Regions from separate parts of the Mus musculus genome. Here regions 1 and 2 are each linked to region 3. A link is a loop called in an ENCODE intact Hi-C map of the cell type or tissue named here. Cell type or tissue: heart. All regions are shown on one strand. Links, peaks and the distances in the headings refer to the core of each region. The heading gives the core; the rest is flanking DNA.

The links. Hi-C counts contacts between places; a loop is a spot of excess contacts. Peaks named below come from ENCODE experiments on the same cell type or tissue, not always from the same donor. Only the 100,000 strongest peaks of a DNase experiment are listed, where the experiment ranks them.
Region 1: a loop joins it to region 3, with 5 times the contacts of the local background. A loop is called at or near these places in 5 of 42 quality-filtered maps.
Region 2: it touches region 3 in a loop (12-fold over the local background); 5 of 42 quality-filtered maps call a loop at or near these places.

What each region holds. Positions count from the first base shown.
Region 1 is chr13:19,752,746-19,764,063 of GRCm38, reverse strand. It overlaps Gpr141 (G protein-coupled receptor 141), which reads left to right. Exons shown (of 5, transcript NM_181754.4): 4 at 8,861-9,054. Among named protein-coding and RNA genes, the nearest start is that of Gpr141b, 25 kb to the right of the region's middle. In heart, for the core only: a CTCF peak has its summit at 3,757 (motif pointing right); no DNase peak of the experiment used is centred there.
Region 2 is chr13:19,766,541-19,777,858 of GRCm38, reverse strand. All of the region lies in intron 3 of Gpr141 (G protein-coupled receptor 141), which reads left to right. Among named protein-coding and RNA genes, the nearest start is that of Gpr141b, 39 kb to the right of the region's middle. In heart, for the core only: a CTCF peak has its summit at 7,496 (motif pointing right); no DNase peak of the experiment used is centred there.
Region 3 is chr13:19,696,894-19,701,893 of GRCm38, reverse strand. It overlaps Nme8 (NME/NM23 family member 8), which reads left to right and starts at 4,134. Exons shown (of 17, transcript NM_181591.3): 1 at 4,134-4,272; 2 at 4,848-4,890; 3 at 4,968-5,000. The coding sequence starts at 4,858. In heart, for the core only: a CTCF peak has its summit at 2,986 (motif pointing left); no DNase peak of the experiment used is centred there; H3K27me3 peaks cover 205 bases.

The sequences.
Region 1 (11,318 bases), core at 1,357-6,356, 61 kb before region 3:
TTGCTGCTTCAGCTGCCTGCAGACTGCTTTCCTGTTTCTCCCAGAACCCAGAATGTTGTGGGACTTTTTTTGCTAGTGGAGGATGCTTAGGACATTCTGGGAAAACATCTCTACTTCATACTTTTGGCTTTTTCTTTCTCTTAGAGTAACTGATATTAATTATTGAGTTATATATTTTTTCACATATTTTCATACACTATGCCATTTGTCTTGATTATTTGAGTTGGAGATCACATTTTAGATGAGAAAAATGAGCCTCATAGGCATTGACTAATTTTTCCACAGTAACTTTGAAAACAATAGCAGAAGCAAAGAATGAAATAACACCCTGTGCTCTTAGACAGACATTTAGTTATTCTTCTATGTAGTGTTTAAGGTAATAAAATGTATAGCATTCCATCTTCTCAGAATTTGTAACCCCGAGGGTGTGGCTGAGGAGAAATCTGCTTGCCTAAGTAATAGTTTAGCCACACAAGTGAAGAGCATACACCATTCTTACAGAAAAGGCCAGACAGATCTGACCTACCATAGGATATAAAGCAGCCTCCCTAAAGCACTAACAGCAGAATTGATTTCTAAAGAATTAGTGGATAGCTGGAGAATGAGGCTGAGATGGGAGTGCTGGACAGAAAGAATCTAAATATTGCAGCACTTGGAGCAAGGCCAGTGTAGCCAGGGCATAGGTGACTGGAGGACACTGAAGAGTGGACTTGCTTATGCAAGCATTAGATAATGCACTTCCAAATTTACAATTCATGACAGCATCCATAATTTACAATTCATAATGGAATTATTCAATTCATAGTGGCACATTCACAAAGTTAGGAATCTAATCTTCGATGTTTAGAGGTAAGTTCCCTTTTCTCTTGAGTTAAATTCAACAGTTTCAAAACACTATTTACTGTGCTACCAAAACACCCCATATGTCATTGGCATCTGAATCATCAAGGGATGAAATGACTATCAGATGATCAGAGGTTTCATCAAGAACAACCTAAAAGGTCAAATAGAATAAAACACAGAGCTGGCGATAAAGACCAAAGGTGAATACTTACCTACCATGCCCTAGGGGTCAACCTCCAGAACCAAACTTAACTAAGTTATGTAAAATGCAAAATTGATTTGCTGGAATGTGCATCCAAGGTGATGAATAAAGCAGGCAAGCCTCCTGAACAACTCAAAGAAGTAACCTAAGAAACATCTTTTCCATACTGGCATTTTCTAACCCAGAGTTACAAGTTCAAGTTCTTCCCTAATGTGATGGATTCTGGGGTGAGAGAGAGACCACAGTGTTAAAACAGAAAATTTTTGTAAAATATGTCAGATATATAAATGGATTTGCAAGAAAAGGTTTGAAGAGAGTCAAAATCAGCGGTTCTCAACCTTGCTAACTCTGAGACCCTTTAACACAGCGTCATGGTGACCACAACCATGCAATTATTTCATTGTCACTTTGCTACTGTTATTGTAATGTAAATATCTGATATGCAGGATATCTGATATGTGTCGCACAGGTTGAGAACTGCTAGTCTATATCATTTTCTACTGGTACCCAGCATAAATACTTTTGACTATTGTTGAAAATGCATGAAGAGCTTCCCAACGTCCTGAGTTCAGTTCCCAGCACCCACATGGTGGCTCGCAACCACCCATAATGGTATCTGATGCTCTCTTCTGATGCATCTGAAGACCGCGACAGTGTAGTAACACGTATAATATTCAATAAATAAATATTAAAAAATAAAGGGAACAGAAAATGCCTGCAGAGTAAAGCGGTAAACTCTGCCTTACCAGGACTGAAGGAACTGTTATGTGACTTGTCCTGGAGAGATAGAAGAAACTTTTACTCATCCTAGAGAGGGAGCCAATGAATGATCAATTATGACTGTAGCCACATTCAAGTTAGTAAAACAATGTGTACACTCGTTACAGAACTGTGGTTGGAGGGCTATAGACTGAGGAGGAATGTCACACATACACAGCTGTGTCATTGAAAAGTCAACAGCATGGATGGACAATGACTCACAAAAGCTGCTGCCCTAGAGTGCCCTCCAGGACTTGCAGGCCACCCAAGGAGTGGAGAACCTCAGCTCATCTTTATTCCCCATATAACTTTGGGAGGAAACCTGGTAAGCTTGTAAGTTTCAGGATCTTTCTGAGGTTTCCAGATGTTTACTTGTTCTAGGTTGCAATGTTTCAATTTGGAGGAAATTGGTAAACAGTACAAAACATGACTCAAAATGTATTCTGGAATAAAAGATAATTCCTATTTGTAAGAAAAGAATTATAACCTGGAAGATTTACATTAAAAACTAAGCTTCCAAAGTTCATATTAAATTGCTAGATATGAGAAATATTATGATCATATAATAGTAAACAGAAGAAAAGTAACATATAAATATAAGTGTGAGTACCAAGATTTTAAAAATTAGTTAAGAATTGGAAGGTATAAAATATAAAATACTTTATGAGAAAGTGTCAAAAGCCAATTAAAATTATTAATCAAAGTAAGCAGTCTAGAACAGAAAGGATTTCACTATGAACACAGTTGTTTTAATTGAAAAGACATAGCTAGTTATAAAAGAAGTGAACGAGAATGACTGAAAACACCCAGATAGGAGAAGAGTTGGAAAAAGTAGAGCTTTAAGAGAAACACTGAAAATGTCTAGCATAAGTATATTTGAACTGTGAGAAGAAAGAATGAATTGGAACAAAACAGTGTCTCTAGGGTCATAGGTGAGGCCTTCCTTCAGGTTAGAAAGGACATCAACTAGTTCACTTAAGAAACAAGAGGAATTTCAATCAGAACAATCAGAGAAAAACCCACAGACACAAGACTATGCTCAGCACAAAGAAAATCATCTACTTGACATAAAGCTTAAGAAAAAAGAAGTACAACATTAACAGATGCAGCAGCTGCATCAGTGGCCTAAGTACCAATGATGAAGGCTAGAGTATGATGACACAGCATCTTTACCATGCTGGAAGAAAGCCTTATTCTATGCTGCTATGCCATTAAAGTGTATCTTTAAATGAAGATAAAATGAAGTCATTTTTCAGAGGCACTCTCAAAATCTAAGAATTCACAGTCTCCCATTAAATAAAATACTAAATGGAGTTTTCCAAGCAGAAGAAAACTTACCCTGGATAGAAATCAGGAGATGCATGAAGAAGTAATGGATAAAGAAACTAGGTAGATGAATATAAAATTATGGCTGAAATACTTCTAGTAATACTGCATGAGGCATACATAGCATGTGAGGAATTTGATTCCTCATATATAAGATGACTGCAGCTAGATCTAGCACTAATTGACATGAAAGCTGCCCAGAGGCCAATCACAGAAACCCAGTACCTGGCATTAGCATGATGCAGCTTTTGAGAAGAATTGGCAATTCTCCCCAGAGGATTGCATGACCCAGGCACTTATGGTTTCAGAAACTCAACAGTCACTCAGCTGTCAACCTGAAACACTGGCTTCTTGTCTTATACCAACAGAGATGAAAAATGTAGACATCCATTGAGAGTAGACAAAGTGGAAGTGAACTTTATTAAGGAAAGTTGGGGGGGGGGGGCGGGATGAGAAGGTAAGGAAGATGGAGAGATACTCCTGAGACCAAGAGAGGAAAAGCTGTTGAGCTGGTTTGTCTCAGGATCTCCAGAGGCCTTCTGGTTGAAATGGAACAAAGGCAGATGCACTTTTCTGTTGAGACAGGTTATTCTGGTCTATCATGGGCTGAGCCAGAAGAGGGCACATGTGCTCTGTGCATATAGCCTTGACATGTATGATAGGTGAGCATGCTCTATCCATGTTTTTCACCCAGTTAGGGGTGGATGAAATCCCACTTTTATTAATTTCTAAGCATCTATCAGTTAACTAGTGATCCTAACTATCTATGACGTTTTGTCCAGTGTTTTGCTGGCTACAAACTATCCTGTGCTGTGTTTGATATCACATTTCTACAGTCAACTTGTAGCTTCACCATGGGAGCTACCACAATGGAGCTGGAGTTGTTGTTGATTACATAATATTTAACTCCTTGTCTATGGGGCAGTTTGGGAATCTCCATCCTTACAACTGAGTGTGTTCCACTTAGCTGCAACACAGGCAACGGTACATAAAAGGGCAAAGGAGCCTTACATATGCTCTCTGAGGAAGGAGGGCTCTGAGGAAGCAGGCAGTCTGCTGACACTGGTCCAGAGCCCACTCCCTCCTCTTATTTCCTCCTTATGGTTATTTCATACCCAGTTTCAAACTCTTTTATCTCTCATTCCAGTTTTCTTGACCTCACTGTTTTAACTCTGACCTTCTCTTTAAGCTCCAGATCTATCTTCATGTAATAGTTGTCACCGGTAAGCGATTTTGACAGTGGTCCCTTTTCCCTTACTATAATAGTTGTCACTGGTGAGTCATTTGACTGTGGTCCCTTTCCCCTTACTATCTTTGGTGATATACCTCCTGACATGAGAGCAAATCTGAAGAGAGTAAAGCCTGTTACTTTCATGTGATTATTGATATCCCTTGGAATTCCATCTTTGAAAGAGGAACTTTTAAACTTGAGCTATGTCTTCCAGAATACCTCATCCTAGAGCCTGAAGCCCATTTCATGACCAAAATTTATCAAACTATTTTGGACACTCTTGGAAGAACATGCTTAGATATCTGAAAGCTAGGAGTTCTCCACCATGGCAGATCTTTGGGCTGTGATATATATATATATATATATCATGAAGACTATTTGGTTGCTTTTAACCTAGATGCTTCATTAGCAAATAGCCAGTAGAGCACTGAGAGATCAAGGTCCCCTAAACCGCAGAACTCCATGGACTGGAATCTATCCAGGAGTGTTGTTTAAGCTGATCACATCATCAAATATATGCCACTTCTGTTCTGTCATGATTTCTTCCTTTTACTGTTTGCATTCAATAGGCACAATCTTAGAAACACAACAGAATAAAATCCAGACATCTTCAGTGTTTGCTGATTAAATACAGATTGGTAGATTTCTCTTCTGTCTTGACCATTTGGAACTCGTGAGCAGAGCTTAGATGTATCATCGTGATCATTGCTGACTGTTAGAAAGTAGAATCTTTCCTGCCCCTGAGTTGTGTTTATTATACCCAGTGTCACTCCACTGGAGGAAACTGATTCCCCATTGCCCCAGCAAGAAGCAATTAGAAATAGCTCCTTGGTTAGGAGTAGGACTTTGTACACATGTCCTCTCCTCTGTGCTGAGATTCTGTGTTTCTTGAATTATTTTTTTTAACTATAGAAATTTTTTATTAGATATTTTCTTCATTTACATTTCAAATGCTATCCTGAAAGTCCCCTATACCCTCCCCCAGCCCTGCTCCCCAACCCACCCACTCCCACTTCCTGGCCCTGGCATTCCCTTGTACTGGGGCATATAATCTTCACAAGACCAAGGGCCTCTCCTCCCAATGAAGGCCGACTAGGCCATCTTCTGCTACATATGCAGCTAGAGACACAAATTCTGGGGGTACTAGTTAGTTCGTATAGTTGTTCCTCCTATATGGTTGCAGACCCCTTCCGCCTTGGGTACTTTCTCTAGCTCTTCCATTAGGGGCCCTGTGTTCCATCCAATAGATGACTGTGAGCATCCACTTCTGTATTTGCCAGGCACTGGCATAGCCTCACAAGAGAGAGCTATACCAGGATCCTGTTAGCAAAATCTTGCTGGCATATGCAATAGTGTCTGGGTTTGGTGGCTGTTTATGGGATAGATCCCTGGGTGGGGTAGTCTCTGGATGGTCTTTCCTTCTGTCTCAGCTCCAAACTTTGTCTCTAATTCCCTCTTTGGGTATTTTGTTCCCCCTTCTAAGGAGGAATGAAGTATTCACACTTTGGTCTTTCTTCTTGATTTTCATGTGTTTTGCAAATTGAATCTTGGGTATTCTAAGTTTCTTGTGCACATCATATACATACTTTTGCAATCTGTGTGAGTTTACATATTATAAGCCCTGCTATATCTGAAAAGCTGTTTCCTAGGCACCATCTACTACTTATGGCTCTTCTAATCTTTCTGTCTCCTATTCTTTGTAGATACCTGACCCTTGAAGAGAGAAATTTGATATAGACATCCTATTTAGAACTGAGTGCTTCAAAGTCTCTTACTTTGTAAACATTGGGTGGCTGTGTCAATGTTGATTATCACCTACTGAAAGAAGGCATTTGATGATGCGAGTTGAGCTAGACACTGATCTATGTGTATAGCACTATGTCATTATATTGCTATGTCCCTTTAGCAGAATAACAGTCGGTTTCCACCCACGGCCCATGACCTAGCTAGTCTCTTTTTTGAGCACCCTAGCAGCGGCACATATGGGTTCCCTCTCATGGAGCAGACCTTAAAACTTGCTTACTCCCATAACTTTTCTGTCACTAGTGCACTAGTATCATTTTTGCAGGAACTTTAATGTTTTAGGTCATAAGTTTGAAGCTGGTTACTTTTGGTTGTTTAGTGTGTACAAAGTACCTTCTAGCACCATGAATACTAGTCAGTAAAGTTAAATCTAGTTGGGAACCAGCTTAATTTTCCCATGTTCAATGTCATAAGTAAGTGGTGTCTTCACAAACAGGATCTTACTATCAGGTTGTAGAAAGTAAGCAATAGTCCTTTCTGTGATGTTTGGGATTGGGGAATTCTATGGAACCCATTTAACCAATAACTCAATAAGATGTAATTCATTCCTGTTACTGAAGATTTACTTGGTATTATAAGATGTCTAATTGGAGTATTGTCTCCCTCATTATATGGTGATTTTTAAAAAAAAAAACTGTGTGTGTATGTATGTAAGTATATATATACATATATATATATCAGCATCAACAGTAGTAGGTATTCATATGGCTCTTCCAAAAGTCTTTCATGTGAATCACTTGTTCCAATTTTTGTATTTTTAAAAGAATTTTTTAAAATACAATTTTTTAGCTTAATTTAAAATTATCAGCATATTTACCACATTTAGCATTATCATGTAGCTGTGATGGTTAAAATCTGCTACCGGCTCCTTTAAAATACACTGTCTAGATGATCTCATTTTGTTTAGTTGCAGTAAATGGAGAGCTTGAGTCTCTTAAGGCATATGAGAGCATCAAACCTTAGAGCTAATACCAATGTGACTTCGACGATGGTGACCATGTTGTATAGCTCGTCTAAAAACTTCCACAGGCCATCCATTTGTTTATTCTAAAATAATAAAGCATGTATAGACTTAAAACCCATGGAAACAATAAGGGGAAAATAGAGTCAAAATACTCTGAATTTGTAGTGCTACAAGACAGGCAAACACAATTTTTGTTTAAATATATTTTAAATCTAAGAATTCTTAAGACTTTAAGCAAAGAGAATGAAAAAAAAAGTGCAAAATACAGACTTTAGAGCAATGGCTCTCAACCTTCTAAATGCTGTGACCTATAACACAGTTCCTCATGTTGTGGTGACCCCCAACCATGAAATTATTTCATTGCAACCTCATAACAATTATTTCACTAATGTTATAAATCATAACATAAAAATCTGATATGTAGGATAGCTGATATGTGACCCACAAAGGGGTTGCAACCTACAGGTTGAAAACCATTGTAAACAAATCAGGCTCAAGTATATCAGGAAAAGTAGACTTTTAAAAAAATTAGAAACATTGAAATCAGAGCCAGATGTTTCAGTACATACTCATAATCTCAGTATTTGGCCAGCCAGCCAGCTGCGTCTGAGGATTATGAGTCTGAGGCAGCATAGAGTCTGTCCTGGTTTGCTTTTATGTTTCTATGTTAAAACCCAAACCAAAAACAACTTGGAAGAGGACTTTACAAGTTACAGTGGTCAACTGAGGGATGTTGGGGCAAGGATTCAAGTCGGGCAGGAACTTGAAGCAGAAACCACTAAGCAATCCTGCTTGCTGGCTCATGCCCGGCTAGGTTCCTCACACAGCCCAACACACCTGGGTAAGTATGGTGCTGCCAATGTAGCCTGGGGCCTCCCACATCAATCAAGACAAGTGTCACAGACGTGGCCACAGACAAACTGATCTGAGCAATTCTTTAACTGATGCTCTCTCATCTCAGGTGATTGTAGGTATGTAAGTTAACAATAAAAACTAATTCCATGGGCCTCCTAGTCAGACTCTGTTTCCAAAACAAACAGAACTGAAGAGAGCATTTCATAGTGAATACACAAGCACACCACAGTGTTTGACTCTTACATGTAGCGTTGCAAATGTTGTGAAGCAGACTCCTTCTTTAACTCAGCCAAAAATCCTCAGTCTTTGATTTGACTTTTTATTGCTTTATTCCATTTACAGTCAGCAACATTATGATGGATGTTTAAAATGTCATCTTCATATCTGAGGTTCAGAACTTATAGTACCAAAACCCAGAATTCTGCCACAACTGTCCCAAGAGCAAATGGCTCAGCCCACGACCCTGTTACCAGATGAACTGAACCTTTTGCACACGGATATCCATCGTAAGCTAACTCTTGTCTCCAGCAGCAGAAACAAAGTCACATTCTGGAACTATAGCTTCTGAATGTCTGTAAATGTGACAAAACAAGAAAGACTGAACCACTCTATAGACTCTTAGTTTTGTGTCTCCGCAACTGCTTATGGAGAGACAGAAAGGAAGGCATCAAGACTATTTCACCACCTTAAATTCTATGTAACAACATGTTATGCAGCTGGGAGCCTACTGTGAAAGTAAATAGGCCAATATAATGTAGTCCTGGCAAACAGAAATCATTTAACTTGGGCTTCTGATATTTGAAAGGCAGTGATCATGGAACTTTACAAAGAAATTGATTCAAGTAGCAGAAGCACTGACCTTACTCTTTTCTTTCAGGAATCAGTCTTACTACGCTAACGGTGTAAGGAAGTGGTGAGCAGAAGTGTTGGTGGCATTTTCGTGCTTGACTCAAAGGAAAACAGGACTGCTTTTACTCAGGAGAACTGCTCTTTTACAGAGAAAAAGGAAAGGTGAATAGAGGGACTACCCAGTAGAACCCAGCCAACTTCAGAGCTTCCAGGGAGATACTGGTAAGTGGGCCACAGCTCTCTGAAGTGTGTTCTGTGGCCACAGAAGTTGAGATTTTCTGGGGCTAGCATATCATCACATTTTAATGAAATTAGAAATTAGATAAGCACTCATCATTTTAAGTGTATAGTTCAGTGATGACATCAGACATCCATCACCCCGGTGTTGTACAGACCAATTTAAAGACCACATCTCCCCCTACTAGTTTGGCTACATTTATCTGTCTTCTCTCACATTGGTTTTGAAATTTTTAGGATATATATATATTCACATACTTTGTGGCATTTTGTATTACTATATAGAATTTTTAAATTTTTTAGAAATTATTATTTTCCTAGAAAAGATTTTAGAGATTGTATTTTTTCTAATTGTCTTTCCTGTTTCTCAGAAAATTTAGGATATCTGTGTGTCTGGTTAGTTACTATACACACATTTCTACTTGATACATAAAATAATATTTTTACACTTCATTAACCTTTTTTGTATCTTTAGAAGTACTGTTTCCTTGCTGAGAATTTACATGGTTTATACAAAGCTTTTGAGATTCATCAACATTGTGAATATCATTTGTTTAATAATTGGTTTATAATTTGTGTAACAATACACGTTTGAAGACATGTTCATAAAAGCATTAAGAGTGATTGCAAATGTGTTACAAAGGCCAGGTACCCAGTGAGTTACTGTTCTTGCTCAGCTCCAATTTTCCTAACATCAGTAAATAAATACCTTAGATGTTTCATTATTACCCAACTTTTCAAGTCAGAATGCTAGGCGTGGCCGAGCTCCTTTTCTTTCTTTTAACCTATAAACTTTGAGTGGTGCAATCCAGCACATTCTGGACTTTTAAGAATATGTTTTAATTAATTCCTTGAGAAGTTCATATTGTACTTAAAGAATATTATCGGTATTTTGGGATTCGAAAGAATTGAAAGATTTAAATAGGAAATTAGATTTGGTTCCTGGGAGCTCTGGGCGGGAGGCGGGGGTGGAGGTAACTGGTTGGTTCATATTGTTGTTCCTCCTATGGGGATCCATGGCTCCAGCTACATATGTAGCAGAGGATGGCCTTATTGGACAATAATAGGAGAGACTCTTGGTCCTGTGAAGGCTCAATGCCCCAATGTAGAAGAATATGAGGGCAGGGAAGTGGGTGTGGGTGGGTTGGTGAACAGGAGGAGTGGGGTAGGGATGGGGGGGTTGGATGGGAAAACATGAAAGAGGATAACGTTTAAAATGTAAATAAAGAAAATATCTAATAAAAAAAGAAAAAGAAAAGGAAATTAGATTTGACTTGTGTAGTAAAACTGAAAGATTTCAAAATACTAATAATTAATGAGGAATGTGGAAGGATAGAGAAATTGTTTAGTAGTTGAGAACAACATTTGCTGGCCATCCAGAGGACCCAGGTTCAACTCACAGCATCCACTTAGTGGCTTACAACCATCTGTGACCCCATTTCCAGAGTTATTTGACATCCTCTTCTGGACATTTTTCAATACCAAGCCCTCGAGTGGTACACACATATAGATGCAGGTAAAATGCTTATACACATAAAATAAAATAAAATAAAATAAAATAAAATAAAATAAAATAAAATAAAGAAGATAAGAACTTGGAGAATGTATTAGAGAGGGGAATGAGCACTCATAAAAGGGGTTTATCAGGAGTCCAAAGAAGTGAGAGTAGGTGCTTGCTCTTAAAATTTGCAAGACACTAGATACAAGATGAGAGATTGGCAGTCATGCCACATTTCAGGTGAAAGAACTTATCTAAGGCCTCATAGAGGATGATGTTAAAACCACCATGAGAAAAGAAGCTTCATATAGCTCTCTGTTGCCTTCTCTTCCCTGTGCTTTGGTCAAGTTAGTCAGCATTCTTAAGGAGTTGTGCATGAATATCCTTAGGTCATCTTCTATTTACTTGGAAGAACTTAGAGGACTAGAACCATGCTTAGACTATTTTGTATGACTTCATCAGCCTTGGGGTAGAATCCTCATGGCTAAATCCTGATGCTTTTGTGAAAAGAGTAGGAGATTAGAAGAGATATTTTCACATTCAGAGTCCCTGTGTTCTGTGTCCTCCCTACAACTCTGTCCAAAGAAAAGACAAATCAGATGTGGCCTGACCCTGAGCTCTTAGAACTGTGAACCTCTTCCTAAACTCAGTCTGCAGTTCTGCATTATTATCAGTATCACACTGACTGATGAAAACGACTTGGTGTTTTAGGTATAGAGACTATAAAAATTCAGAGACTGGTATCTTCGTT
Region 2 (11,318 bases), core at 4,758-9,757, 71 kb before region 3:
TCTTGCTTTATGATGTCTTGGTGCTTCAAGTCACTAGCATTGCTGACTACACCAGCTCATCTCATCCTTGAAGATACACTCTGACCCCACTGGGTAGCAGAATCTGCAGGCAGTTCCAGACACTCCTGCTTCATGGCTTCTCCTTCAAAGCCTCACACTTACCATGCTCTGTAGCTATAACTTCTACATTTTGACTACGGCAGCAAAATTACCATACTTCTTCCCTTTTCAAGGTCGTAGATACAAAATCCTTTCTCACCATTGATTTTTAGCAGTTTTCTATAATATCTTTCCTATCTTTAGGTCAGTAATTGTCATTTTTTATTCAAAGAAAATACATTACAACTTCTCTTTGGCTTTCTGTGATTGGCAGCTAGTGCTTTGTTCCTGTTATTAAGTAAAACAAGGATTATGAGAAAGAAAACCACCATGACACTTGAAGAGCAGTTCTGATAACTAGAGACTTCTCGTCAGTATAGGGAGTGTCGCATCATGGCAAGGAAACACTGAACAAAGACATGGACACACTGAATCAAGGGATGGACTAATCATGTCCTATGAGGGAAGGCGACAAGAAATTTCATGGCACAGAAATGCAGGCAATTAAAATCATGATTTTTTTTAAAGCAGTAGGTTTAAACCTTGGAAAGTGAATCATGGAGAAAAGGGAATGACTGGGTCATGTTGTGTGTAGGTCTGACCTCCCCTCCCCTAACTGGTCACATAAGCATGCTTGCCTAGCACTATGCTTCTCTGTGGAGTTAGAAGAACTCAGCAGTGTACTACAGAGCAATTGTGATAAAAACTGCATGATACTGGTACAGTGACAGACAGGTTGATCAATGGAATAGGATTGAAGACCCAGAAATGAACCCACACACCTATGGTCACTTGATCTTTGACAAAGGAGCTAAAACCATTCAGTGGGAAAAAGACAGCATTTTCAACAAATGGTGCTACCTCAACCGGCAGTTATGTAGAAGCATGCGAATTGATCCATTCCTATCTCCTTGTAATAAGGTCAAATCTAAGTGGACCAAGGAGCTCCACATAAAACCAGAGACACTGAAACTTATAGAGGAGAGAGTGGGGAAAAGCCTCGAGGATATGGGCACAGGGGGAAAATTCCTGAATAGAACAGCAATGGCTTGTGCTGTAAGATTGAGAATCGACAAATGGGACCTCATAAAACTGCAAAGCTTCTGTAAGGCAAAAAGACACCGTCAATAAGACAAAAAGGCCACCAACAGATTGGGAAAGGATCTTTACCTATCCTAAGTCAGATAGGGGACTAATATCCAATATATATAAAGAACTCAAGAAAGTGGACTCCAGAAAATCAAATAACCCCATTAAAAAATGGGGCTCAGAGCTGAACAAAGAATTCTCACCTGAGGAATACCGAATGGCTGAGAAACACCTGAAAAAATGTTCAGCATCCTTAATCATCAGGGAAATGCAAATCAAAACAACCCTGAGATTCCACTTCACTCCAGTCAGAATGGCTAAGATCAAAAATTCAGGTGACAGCAGATGCTGGCGAGGATGTGGAGAAAGAGGAACACTCCTCCATTGTTGGTGGGATTGCAAGCTTGTACAACCACTCTGGAAATCAGTTTGGCGGTTCCTCAGAGAATTGGACATAGTACTACCGGAAGATCCAGCAATACCTCTTCTGGGCATATATCCAGAAGATGCCCCAACTGGTAAGAAGGACACATGCTCCACTATGTTCATAGCAGCCTTATTTATAATAGCCAGATGCTGGAAAGAACCCAGATGCCCCTCAACAGAGGAATGGATACAGAAAATGTGGTACATTTACACAATGGAATACTACTCAGCTATTAAAAAATGAATTTATGAAATTCCTAGGCAAATGGATGGACCTGGAGGGCATCATCCTGAGTGAGGTAACCCAAACACAAAGGAACTCGCACAATATGTACTCACTGATAAGTGGATATTAGCCCAGAAACTTAGAATACCCAAGATACAATTTGCAAAACACGTGAAACTCAAGAAGAAGAAAGACCAAAGTATGGATAATTCTTAGAATGGGGAACAAAATGGGGAACTCCCTCCCATGGAGGGAGTTACAGAGACAAAGTTTGGAGCTGAGATGGAAGGATGGACCATCCAGAGACTGATGCACCTGGGGATTGATTCCATAGACTGCCACCAGACCCAGACACTATTGCGTATGCCAGCAAGATTTTGCTAACAGGACCCTGATATAGCTATCTCTTGTGAGGCTCTTTCAGTGCCTGGCAAAAACAGAAGCGGATGCTCACAGTCACTTATTGGATGGAACACAGGGCCCCCAATGGAGGAGCTAGAGAAAGTACCCAAGGAGCTAAAGGGTTCTGCAACCCTAGAGGAGGAACAACAATATGAACTAACCAGTACTCCCAGAGCTCGTGCCTCTAGCTGCATATGTAGCAGAAGATGGCCTAGTCGGCCATCATTGGGAAGAGAGGCCCTTGGTCTTGTGAAGATTATATGCCCCAGTACAGGGGAATGCCAGGGCCAGGAAGAGGGAGTGGGTGGGTTTTGGAGCAGGGCGGGCGGGGGGAGGGTATAGGGGACTTTCAGGATAGCATTTGAAATGTAAATGAAGAAAATATCTAATAAAAAATGGAAAAGAACTCAGCAGTAAGGGTGACAAAAAGGCTAGACAGTTTTGAATCCCTCAGGAATTTTAGGCACAGCACTTTGCAGTCTTTTTTTCTTTTTTTCTTTTTTTAAAGAGCAAATCACAATCCCTGGATAGATTTCTTTGAAGCAAAAGGACAGGGTGGGGTGGAGGGGGGACAATCAAAATGCACAAGGCATCTTAATAAGGTGTCTCAATAAGGAAGAGCAGCCAGGCAGTCTTCCCCTTCCCCTTCCCTGGGAGGACTGCACAGAGACTTGGGCCACTTCCCTTCTAGGTAACCAGAAGGTGAGAGAGAGAGAGAGAGAGAAAGAGAGAGCGTGAGAGAGGGAGGGAGGGAGGGAGGGAGGGAGGGAGGGAGGGAGGGAGGGAGGGGGAGGGAGGGAGGGAGGGAAGGGAGGGAGGGAGGGAGGGAAGGAAGGAAGGAAGGAAGGAAGGAAGGAAGGAAGGAAGGAAGGAAGACATTTAGCCTCTCAAGAGAGAAGTGAGACTTTAAACCAGACTTTCTCTGCCTGCATTGGAAAAAAAAAATAAATTAATGTACTGTTTAAGTATTTTATATGTGTATGTAATTATTCATTCTGCTTACATTCATCTCCTACCATTATTTATACCCAGTCCAGTCCTCCCAGCCCCACGTCTCCATTCCCCTTTCACATTTTTCTGTTATTTCCGTTGTTTAGTTTTTGCACTGGAGTGAGTGGTCTTTGGTTATATAGGCTCCAGGTCTCATTTCACTGGAAGCTGTTCAAGAGGAGATTTCTTTTTTATAGCCATTGATTTTGAAGGGCCAGGTGATTATTTCTAGGATGCAGACAAAAATGACCGCCAGAGAGTGAAAATATAAAAAGTGTGTGGGAGGAGGGGGGCTGTAAATGCTACTTCTGTTATGTGATTTCCTCAAATGGGTTTCTCTCGATTGATCTGTTGTTGCCGTTCATCTACTGTTGGTATTTTTATCTTGGCGGTTTTTTTTTTTTTTTTTTTTTTTTTTTTTGGTTTTCGGTAGGCTAAGACAGTCTTTACTGCGCCTCTGTCACCCAGAGTTCTTGGTGTGCTTCGGATAGCTTGTTGCTGATTTTCCAAGAGCGATTAAAGTGTCTGCTTTCATTCCTTTCCAACTAATATTGGAATCTGGATGTGATTTTCTTGGGCTGGACAAAGGTGGAGGACTGACACCCCCCCGCCCCTGCTCCCTGAAGCTGTTCCCGTTCTATCTGGGCTCCAGAACCTCTCATGCTCCTAACGAGTGAGCTAGAGGTTCCGCGGACTTAACACAGGACACGGCCACCACCACGGGGATTTTTGCCTCTGGAACAAAACAGAGATCCGAGGTTAGCCAGTGAGTGCCTGGCTCTCTTCTGAAGGTTCATATGTGGGTCTCAGTGCCTTCAGCAATTTAATCTAGTCTCGCAACACGAGGATCTTCAGTTTCACAAAAGACTGTAGTTCTGTGTTCTTGGTCCTCTGGTCTGTAGCCCATGTGTTCCTTGTGCCCTGGGGATGCAGTAGAGTAAGGCCAAGTGGAGAAAGAAGACAAGGGAGAGGGAAGGCTGCTGAGAAGTGCTGCTCAGAAAACGACTGGGTAGTGCTGAATCCCTGCAGTGGAATGCTCAAGGGCCTCCCAGGGATGTTAACCCAACATGGAGTAACAGGCTACATTAAGACCAGGCACCGTGCACAGGGCTGGGTGGAGCCACCCAGTAGGAGGAAACGGGTTCCAAGAGCAGTAAAAGAAAGAGATATCCCCGACACCCACTAGTCGGAGTCCCGTAAGAAAATCAAGCTACACAACCTTAACATATTTTCAGAGGACCTAGCACATACCCATTCAGGGTCAATGACTGCTTCGGGAGTCTACATAGATCATTCTGTGGCCATGTTCTCCTGGTGTCCTCAACCCCTCTGTCTTTTTTAAAGTAATGGCTTTATGAGATGATTCGCCAAGTATATGATTTATTTTTTAAATTCAGTTATTTTTCTAAATTACACCATTCTAGAAATAATTTCTTTTAAAAAATACAAAGCAAACGAATCACACATCATTTATATTGGTTCAGTTATTCAGCTCATTAACGGTTTTGGCTGTATTTTGAGACAGTCCTGTGAAGCCCAGGCTGACTCCAATCCCTGGCTGTGTTGGTTTCTCAAGTGCTGCATTATAGCACGCCACCAATCTTAGGTAGGATTGTTGACTTTTATTATTATTATTATTATTATTATTATTATTATTATTATTATTATTATTATTGTATGATGCTGGCTTGCAGGTTTTCTGTTCGCTATTGTCCTTCCTGCCTTTGATTATTTCTCTTCTCGTGGTTTGTAAGCAGCATGTTTTATTGATTACGTGGTGATTTTGTGCTTCATTAGAATTTATAGGATGCCCAGTTTTAATCATTAAACATTTATATATCAAGAAGATAATACTCACAAAGACTGAATCCAAATTCTGGATTAAAATAGGAACAAAGCAGGTTTGTTTGTTTGCTTTTTAATTCTAGTATAGTGATCAGTAGGACAAATGGGCAGACAAACAAAATACCTACGTGCACAGGAACATAAGGCATACAAACAGGCAAATACGTGTGTAACGCATCGGTACGAGCTGCAGAGACAAATGCCATCGACAAGGACAGTCAATGTGGATGACATCATCATTTCAAACAGAAAAGTAAGGAGGAAGTCTCTGAGTAAGGACTGTGGCCAGAGCATGAAAGAAGCTAGCAAGCTCAACAGCTGTCTGGAGAACAGTCTAAAAAGGTGGTCTTTACATGTGTCCAAGAGCCCTGAGGCAGAGGTATGTCTATGGTCATGTTCAGGTGTCGTATATTAATAAGGGAAGAGATTGAAGATGAGACTAAAGGCAAAGCTTGTCAGGATTCCCCGCAAGATGATGTAGAATACCTCTAAGCTTCGGTGTGATTCTGGGCAAGGTGAGAGGCCACTGGAGAATTGTGGGAGGAGTGATCTCATTTCCTGTTAGCAGATAACTCTGCTTGTTGAGCCGAGGACAGACAATAAAAGAGGCCTCAAAGAAAAAAAAGAACTCAAGAGTTTGTTGTAAAGAGTCAGCTGAGAGATGAATTTCAACAGTCAAAGAGCTGAAAATATACCTACCCCAGACTGATTTTGCTTAATTTAAATAACATTTATTTATAAGTAATTATTTCTGTCCATTTACAGAACTCTTATAAAATGACGTAAAGAACCCCAGTATTTGCTTAGCCTAGATTCCTCTATTGCCTTTGACAACACTGACTTTTCACAATTTAAAATATAAGCATTCTGCAACTTTTGAATTAACTTGAAGATTAACTGGGAGGATTAGGTCTTTATTGTTAGCATGTTTTTAATTATTTGCATAATTGTAAAAAATGATGGGTTTCATTAAGACATTTATTTACATGTGCTAATATATACTTGCTAATATTCACCCACTTTACCCTCCCTCATCCTCTCCTGCTTCCTGCTGGTCCTTTACCTTTGTCCAAAGAGTTCTCATTCACTCTCATTGGTGTATGCATGCACATGTGTATTTGTGTGTATATGCATGCATGGGCATGTGTGCATATGCATGTGTATGTTTAAAACTAGATTTTGCAAAGAAAGAAAGAAAGAAAGAAAGAAAGAAAGAAAGAAAGAAAGAAAGAAAGAAAGAAAGAAAGAAAGAAAGGAAGGAAGGAAGAAAGAAAGGAAGAAAGAAAACCAGATTTGTCTTTCAAGTCTAGTTTACTTCAACTAACTTGATGATTCTAATTCCATTCATTCCCTTGCAAATAACATGAGTTCATTCTTCTTTATGTCTGAGGAAAACGATTGTCCAAGTATTCATACCACATTGTCTTCATTCTTTTGCTGTAGGCTGTCTTGGCTATTGTGAATACTGCAGTAACCTTGGCTATGAACATATTTGTGTAGTTTTCTGACTTCTGCTGTACAATCAGGAACAGTGAGGTTGAATATATGGTTGTTTAAATTTTAATTTTAGGTTTGGGGTTTTTGTTTTGTTTTACTTATTTTTTTTCTGTTTTATTTTTAACAAGACAGGGTTTCTCTGTGTGACCTTAACTGTCCTGGAACTCACTCTTTAGAACAGCCTGGCCTCAAACTCAAAGAGATTAGCCTGCCTCTGGCTTCAGCATGCTAGGATTAAAGTCACATACCACAGCCACCTGGCTTAGTTTTAGTGTTTGGAGGAATTTTAAACCTGACTGATTCCATAGTGACTTCACTAATTTGCATCCTCACCAGGACTGTATAATCATCGTTATTTTTCTACATCACCTTCTGCATTTTAGCACTTACTACACTTAAGTAGTCATTCTGACCAGGTTAAGGTGGGATGTCAGTGTTCTATGTATATGTGCATGCTTATTTCTGTTTTAAATTTTTCTACTCTTTGAAATTAAAATATAATTACATCATTTGCCCCTTTCCTTCCCACTCTCTAACCCCTCAAATATACACCCTTTGTTCTTCCAAATTCAGGACCTAATTTGGTTGCTGCCACATACTCATGCATGCAATCACCCACCCATGCCCACACATGGACACACAGACACACAGACACACACACACACACACACACACACACACACACACACACACACACACATTCGTACATACCCATGCACCCACACACAGCCCACACAGTCAGCATAACACACTTATATGTATAATCCTCTGTGGAGTAACATTGAGTCCATTTCCAAATGCTTTATTCAAGACCTGGCAACCAATGTTGAATTCTTGTTTCTCCCTCAAGTTTATTCATTCCTTGAGGAAATCCTATCCCCTGCACTACTCAACAATCTGCACAGGACCCACAGCCTCCAGATGGCACTGTAGCTGTAGTTGATAAATTATTAACAGAGCCTGAGATTAAGTAATACAACTGCACAAATGTTGTTTCCTAACCTCGGTCCTTTTATATGGCTAGCAAAAAATACCTTTTTAAGAATGTATGCTGAAAACCACAAAGATAGATCAAGTAAATCTGTTGAAACAATTAATAAGATGTCCAATCAGTTAATAGGCCATTGCACAGAAGAGACAATTCTCAAAATAAGAAATAGAATATAAGAAAAAGGTTCAGCATCGGTAGCCACCAGGAAAGTGAAAATAAAGAAAATATTCAACTATAGGCAACAAAAAGTGCTGGGTGTAAGAAATGATCTTCACTGGGAAGAGTCCACTAAAGGCAACCCAATATCAGGGGGCCAGTCCTGAGGCCATATACACACTTACACCCATACAAAATGAATAAAATACATAAATATTTAAAACATTATTTTTTGTCTGTGTATGGCCGTTATGTCTTCCTGTATGCCTTTGTACCACCTGAGTTCCTGGTGTCTGCCAAAGCTAGAAGAGGGCATAGTATGCTTTGAAACTGGAGTTACAGATTGTAGTAAATCTGCTTTGGATCCCAGCAGGTCCCACCCGTGTTGCACCTGCCCAAGAGCTCTGGATTCGTGAATGAAAGTCACATACATGCCAGTTAATTTTGATATGCCTTGGCTATCTCAATGGCTGGGCACTTCTAAACCTCTCTGCAGCTAGCACATACTCCCCTCTGGTATTCCTTAGTTAGCATCTTTTAAATTTTATATTTCATCTTTGCTACCCCAGACATAATCGGGAGAGGGGTCCGTAGGGTCATTTTCTCAGATTCTTACTCGTTGGCAGGCCTTTAAGTTCTCTTCGTTCTCTTTGCTCCCCCATTGTGACAATTCTCTTCCGCTCACCCTCCACCCTCCGTACCTTGCAGATACAATCTAAAACCCTGCCTCTGTCTCCCTCAGCCATTTGCTATATAGAAATTCTTTATTATCAATCAATGCCAACCCTCGGGAACCCTCGGCAGTTAGAAGTGCAGCTTTTGGGAGCGAAATTAAGACAAAGCATTAGAACCAACTCCCACCAGGTTTGGAGATGCTTTGTGGGTGCTGGGAAATGAACCTGGGACCTCTGGAAGATCTGTTAACTACTCTGGAAGAATTCTGTTAACCACTGAGCCACCTCTCCAGCCCTGGAGTCTTTCTCACATCTCTTCCTTCTCTCTGAGGATGTTCAAAATTACCCTTTCCCCATTAGGAAGCTAGGTAGCAATTTAGTTCTTTTGCCTGAGGAATTTGGTGTCTTTCTAATGTGATTCATTGTTCTAAAGTGTTCAAGTATTAGATCTTGGTTTTCGTGTTTGTATTTGGCACAGAATTGTCATTATTTGTGCATGGACATACCTTAAAAACACAAACCTTTTTCTTCAACCCATTTTTAACTTTTGTGCAGTATAGGGTCAATTTCTCCCATGTGGTGCTGACCTTTGTCAAACCTTACCTTGTTTAAACTTGACCAACAGAATGTCCATTCAGTGATATAAACTTGTCTGCTTGGTTTTTCTCTAATTTTCATTCCATTGCAAAAATAAAATAGCTTTAAAGGTGAAGACATAGAAATGTCATCTAGTAATCTAAAATTCTCTGCATCTCTTGTAATTTCAGGCTAAAATAGGAAATACTCATACAGTCACACACTGAGAATTTGGTAAGACTCCTTAGCAGACACCTGCTCTCTCTTCAACTCTCCAGTGTCCCAGTCATAACAGGCAACTGGTGATACCCAACATATGCATCCAAACCTTTGCTCAGAGCCTCTTCTTTCCCTGGAGTGCTTGATTTCCACCTCTGCAAAAGCACAACTTCAAAATGTCCTTCAAAACCCAGCACTTATTATAGAACTTTGCTAAACAATTTTAATTCTTTTTTTAAAAAAATATATTTTTTTTTATTTCTTGAGATTGTAATTACATCATTTCACCCTTCCCCTTCCCTCAAGCCCCTCCATACACCCATCCCTGATGGCCTTTGAAATCCTGGACTTTCCTTCCATTGATCATTATTGTACACACACACACACACACACACACACACACACAAGCAATATATATATATATAATTAAATATAACCTGCTCAGTGCTTATAATGTCCCTTGTACACATGTTTTCAAGGATGGGCATTTAGTACTGAGTAACCCTTTAGTGTACTCTTCGCTGGGGAAAGCCACCTCTCTCACTCCCAACTTTCCCCTTTGCCTATAGTTCTTTGTGTAGGTGAGGCCTCATGGGCTTTTCCCTGACAACTGACATGTCCACTTGTATTGTCTGTAGTCAGCTCATATTTGGGAAGTCATGTTAGTGAGACTTTATGCGTGTAGCTTCTGAAGTTACCAGGGGACACGATCTCATATTAAACTCCTTTATCCTCTGGCTACTACAACCTTTCTGCTCCTCTCTTCCACTTGATATTTTCACTCTTTATCTTTAACTTACAACTCTTCTTTTAAAATTACGTGTGAGTTCTTTATACACTCGAGAATTCTATTAAGTGCTTTATCTTGCATTTGTCTCCTACCACGAAGAAGGAAATTTAAATGTAGAGATGTGCTTGATCCATTACAGACAATCTACATTACCTACTAAACATAAAAGCACTTAAAATGATATTACTTAACAGCTAAGGTGGGAAGTCTCACTGTAGATCATAGTTCCCAATCTTCCTGTAATGGAAAGATGATCTGGAAATAGACTATAGGCCCATGAGGATAGGGGATTGGATGATATTACTCTGTAAATTTCTATAACATTTCTAGGAGTCTCATTTTTGTAGGCTACTCACTAGTGTTGTTTCTATCATTGATTCTTTAAGAGACAGTCATAGAAACCACTTCCACATCTCACTTCTGATTTTGACATATTCCTGGTGAAATGGGTAATGACCACACAGCCCAAGGGAGTTGTGGCAAAGCATCAGGAGGGAACTGGCAAGATAGAAGGAAGTTATCACCAGCTGAGCTTCAGGCGAGCCTACATAGATGGAAGTTCAAGAAATGTAAGCAGCCCAACAGAGTTCTCGTGCTCTAGTTGTCTGGAGATGTGATGGGGGAGGAGACTGGCTTAGGCTTGCAAAAGTCATTGGATTCTAGTCTAGTATATCATGTTAATAAGGGTATATATCGTTCATACACAGCAGAAGCCTGGGGGATGCTTTAAATAAAAGAATTAGAATCATTTATGATGCAATTAAGACTTTAGTCTGGTTGTCTAGCTGTTCATTTGGAGCGCATAAGGATAAAAAACAACCTGGAGGTATTAAGGAGAATATTCTTGGACTGGTAAACCTAGGAGTAGGATGAAGGAAAAAGAAGTGGGAATGAGAAGCAATATGACTTGAAGCTAGATTGAAATGGATTGAAAAAGATATAAATGACAGAACAGGGAAAGCACTCTGGGTCTGACCAAAAGAGATCAAAGAAGAGTTTTCAAGTAGGAAAATAAGAGAGGTAAGGGGATTGGAGTTTGAGACAAGGCTTCTTGCTGGTCCTTTAGGACCAATCAGAGACAGAGAAGGGGTCCCAGGCCAGGACCGGTAATTGCTGCACAGACAGAGAGGATGCTAAGCACCCTGAGAGAGCTTTCTCAGGGGCCAGAGATTGCTTCTGTGTTCCTCACATCTGGTCTAGAGTAAATCCGGAGCCTATCAAGACAACGTGCAATAAGGTCACTGAATTCTTCAGCTTTATTTCACCCGCTTAGCTAACAACTCATATCCACTATTAGAGCACTAAAGCTATGTTAAAAGCAATCAAAGTTAAAAACAA
Region 3 (5,000 bases), core at 1-5,000:
GTCATGTATAGGTTCTATTTCATGGGTTGAAACTTAGATCCAATCAGAAAGTGACTGGTTACTATGCCCAGAGCATTAATATTACAAGAAAACATTACCATTTATTGACAAGGGGGCATCTCAAATTAACTGATCCACGTTGTTTTTTAAAACATAATTGGCATCAGAAGCTGTTTACAGTCTCCGAATCCAGCAATGATGTCATCCCTAAGCGACAAGAAGCCGCATGCATTTGTTGCCATGGCAACTGCCACACATTCCCGGCATGCCCCTCACCTGTGAGCCTCGCTTGTGCGTGTTGGTGTGCGTGTTATGTCATGACTGGAATAAACGGCAGAGACCCCAACCCCTCGCCCTTCTTTGCCTCCTTCTTTCCTCCTTCTCTTCCCTGCCCACCCCCCCAAAAAAACTCTTCTCGTGGAGCTGTGATGGCCTGATGTGACCTGTCCAGATACAAGCCGCTTTCTAACACAACAATAATCTTTTTGTATGTTTAATAAACTACAATATATAAACATAATTTTATATGCTTCAGGGAACAAAGGCAAAATTCCAGGAGCTTGCTTTATTGCAGCAGTCTGGGCTTGGAATGGCACCCTGGCATCCCAGCAACTTGGGAATACAACAGGACTCTCTGTTATCAAGTGCTCCCTAGCCTCTGCTGGCACTCATGTTTTCCTCTACTTCTCCAGGTTACCTACCTCACACCAGCCATTGTGGCTTCCCTGGCTGCAGAGTCTTCATCTCTCCCCTATCTCTTTCAACACATTCTCTGGTTCCTAGCCAGAGTAGATTTTTAAACTGCAGAAGTCATGACATCACCGTAATGTTATGTAATTCTTCACTGGTTTCATTTCTATTAGAGTTTATTCCAGCTCCCTCACAGGAACTCCTACCTGCTTGCAGATGAGTACACTGATGACCTGGCCCCACCCTGGACCACCTTCCCACACCCTGTGCAGCATCCTGAGCTGACAGAGCGGGGCCTCCCAGTGAAGAGATGGACCATTCTCGTTCTCTGCAGTACATTCATGTCCTCTTCAGGGGAATGTGAATGCCAGGCTCCCAGGAGACACTGAAACACCCAATGGCTTCCTTCAGAAAGCCTTTGCTGAGCCTCCATTTCCTCATCAACTGTTGCCAATACCTACCCCAGGCCCCACAACACCATATTTAATTTGCATGTTTTAATAATTAATCAGAGATAAAGCCACTGAGACCAGGAGAGCCCAAAAAGGAAGAGAAACTGCATGAGCTGGATTTTGATGATGCTTTCGGTGTGGGCCATCTTTCTTAAGCTGTCTACATCCACACTTCTTTTATCCTGAGAAAAAGAAACTACTACACTTCAAATCATTTTTATTTGGCTTTCCTGTTATAGGCAGAAAAGTGGTATTCTGAAACATACAATAATATTTTTATTTTATTCTATATGTGTGAAGGGGGAAGGATATATTGAGCACCAAAATGACTTTTTTTTTTTTTAATTTGGATTTGCTCTCTTGGGAATGCATTTTTCCTCTACACATGAACTAGTCTACTTGAGTAAAAAAAAAATGTTGACCTTCCAAGCAAATTACCCCATCTCAGTGGCTGAGAGTGCTGAAGGTTTGTCTTTCCTGCCTTCTGCTTCCCAGGGGGATTTTTTAAAAAAAGGAGAAAATGTGGAGGGAGCATGACAATACGAACAGATGGAGAAAATAAACATTCTTACCTGGTCAGCTGTCGGGTGGTCTGCAAAACTAGAATTTCTTAGACCCCAGTGTGACCAAGAAGTATTGGACATGTGCTGCAGAGACAGCTCAGTGGTCAAAAGCACAGCTACTCTTCCAGAGGGCCTGGGTTTGATTTTCAACACCTACACGGTCGCTAAGGATCATGCATAGCTCCAGGTTCATGGGCTTCTGGCTTCTGAGGGTATGTGCTTTTGGTGTATAGATATATATGCAGGCAAAACTCCCATACAGGAAGGTTAAAACACACACACACACACACACTGGATCCTTTACCAAATTAACAATAAGGAAAACCTAAAGGCTGTGACGTCGCCTCTGAGGGAAGGCCAGCGCTGCGCTCCTCAGCAGCGTCTCTCCCCAGGCAGAAGTTGACATGTGAGTGAAGACATACTTGGTCCCGTGTAAGAAAAAGCAGTAAATCTTTCAAACAAAATTTCTGTTACTTGGGCTATTTTCTTGTCAGTTTGGGGGTCTCCGTTTCCACAAGTGTAAGATGAGAAGTTCTCTGCACTTCTGAGCAATAGCAAAAATGGCCTAGATTCAGAATAACCTTTTCCCATTCAGAAATACATCCTCAACTTATTTAAGTTAGTAACTCCTGTCTCCCCAGGGTTCTGGAAACCATCTTAAAAAACTTTGATTCCCTGGTCATGAGACAAGGGAACATAGTTGCTTTTCAAGTACACCCAGTACGGGTCACTGTTAGCAACTTTAATTGATGGTGAGTTTTTAGAAATTGTGATCACAAAAGTGTGTTTGGCGATTCCTGCCTAAATAATATGTAGTGCCCAGCAGACTGGTGAGGTAAGAGCCGTTGAATCCAGTAGAAGAAAGCATTTCTAAATAAATCAGTATATACAATAACATATTTAAACATGGAGTGTGTGGTATATTGCATATTTTGAAGGTTGAAATGATACAAAAAGACTGTACTGCAGAGAGGCTAATGTGAGATACATACTGAGACTCTCCAGCAAGCAAGCAAACTAAAAAAATCCTGGGACCCTGGGGCTCAGCATCACTGGGTAAGTGAACTGATAGAATGCCTTTCATCCTCCAACTGGTAACGTGTTATTACAGAGATCAGCAACAGGATAATCAATGCAAAGCCCGAGTGAAGGAACCCAGAGCTCTTCTGTATCTTGTCCCAGGTTGCCCGGTGATCTTCAGTGTACTTCAGGCAACATGTGGTCAGGGATTTTGAGAGATTTCCTCCTGGACTGCTTCAGAAGTGCATACTGCCACCTTGTGGACATTCTGTGAATCTGCAATTAAATGTTTCTAAGTGTGATAGTTAACTAGAAGAGACAAGAAACAAAATGTTTTTATAAATATGCCAATGTGAAAAATTCATATACAGACTTCAGGAAGAATACACTAGGACGGAAAGATTGCGATTTTGTTGAATGAGTTAAATAGCAATAGCAAACAAAATTCTCAAAGCTCTGGCCGTTTTAGTGTTTTAGGAACGAGGGGTCCATGAACGTCTGTGAAAGTTTTGTCAGAAGACTCACTCCAGTTGGCACAATAATTGATAATCTGATTTTTATTACACCAAGATCCAGCCTAGGCTCGATGCTTATGTGGACAGCGCTCGGCTGAGCTCTGCGCTCCATGGCACTTTTTCTATCCTTTGACATCATGCTCAGGTTTTATCTCAAGAGGAAACAACAGAGAGAGAGAGAGAGAGAGAGAGAGAGAGAGAGAGAGAGAGAGAGAGAGAGAGAGAGAGAGAGGGAGAGAGAGAGAGAGAGAGAGAGAGAGAGAGAGAGAGAGAGAGAGAGGAGAGAGAGGGAGGGAGGGAGGGAGGGAGGGAGGGAGGGAGGGAGGGAGGGAGGGAGGGAGAGAGGGAGGGAGAGAGAGAGAGAGAGAGAGAGAGAGAGAGAGAGAGAGAGAGAGAGAGAGAGAGAGAGAGAGATACAAGGCCAAACTTGGAACTGGAGAAAGACGGAGAGCATCAGAGTAGATTAACAAAGGTGGACCGTCATCTCAGCAGGGAGGAAGGACTGTTTCTACTCCAATTTGAGGGATTTGTATGTTTATTGTAAGGCGTGGCTGATCACACAGGATCCAAAGCCTAGGAGAGAGACTTCCAGGTCCGCTCTCTGGGAGAGAATCCCTGGGAACTTGAAATGCTGAGGTGGACTTGGGTATGTTGATGGGGGAGGGGTGGCGACCCTGTACAGTCTTAGAGACTGCAACTTGGTAGGAGGCAGCAGAGGGAGGGATCTTGAGGAAGTAGAAACTTTCTTTCCAGAGCAATACAGCAGGAGTCGGGGAGGAATTTTAGGCGCCTACTGCTCTTGCTTGGGCTTGGTGTCCAGTTCTACCTGCTGTGAGCAGGATCCTCGAGCCTCCACCACAGGGAGGGAAGGGCCGGCCGGGCCTCGAGGGCTGAACGTTGGCGTCCTTGCCCTTCATCTTCCAGGGGGTGATGCTAGGCATACCTCATCCCTCCCTTTGACTGGACCTGCTGGGGAAGAAGGCACAGCAGGAGCCCTGCCACCTTCAGCCCGGGCCTGACCCAGCGGTCCAGGTACTGAATTTCAGGAATTCATTCTATCAAGGGCCATAGACCCCAGCAAGGGAGACCATTTAAATTATCTATAAAGGTCCCAGTCTAACAGAAAGGGCCCATTTCATTATGGTGTATAGCAACTTTGTTGGGATGCAGTCTTAGGAGCTATTTTTTTTCTATGCATCCTTGATGTTATCACCCATGGAATATTTGTGTTCTGCTCCAGAGAACAGTAGTGATTTTCTCCTAAAAACTCAATAATACTGGAGTGAGCATATCTAAAAGGTATGTTTACCAATTAACATGTTCTGCTAAAGGCATAGGAAACCACCACATTATTAACACACACACAGTATGACTTCAAAAAAAAAAAAAAAAAAAAGCCTGCAACATTCTGGCATTGCTTTGGTTTGTTGAAAGAATCCCTGCCCAGCAGTAGTTTGCCTGTGACGCTGACTCTTCTCTAGAGGCTAGTCTGAGCAGGCCAGTATTTTCTAAAGGGAATTGGACAGTACTTTAAGATGTGGTTTGGGTATACAAAGAGAAGATTGCTCAAATTCCACAGTTTGTATTTCTTTTCCTATTCCATGCAGAAGTCGACAAATGGCAAGCAAAAAGCGTGAAGTCCAGCTACAGGTGGGTCTATCGTGCCAGCAGGTCTTCTTCTGGTGCAATGACACTTGCCACCTCTTACCATATTTTGCTTTTTGCAGTCAGTCGTCAATAGTCAGAACTTGTGGGATGAG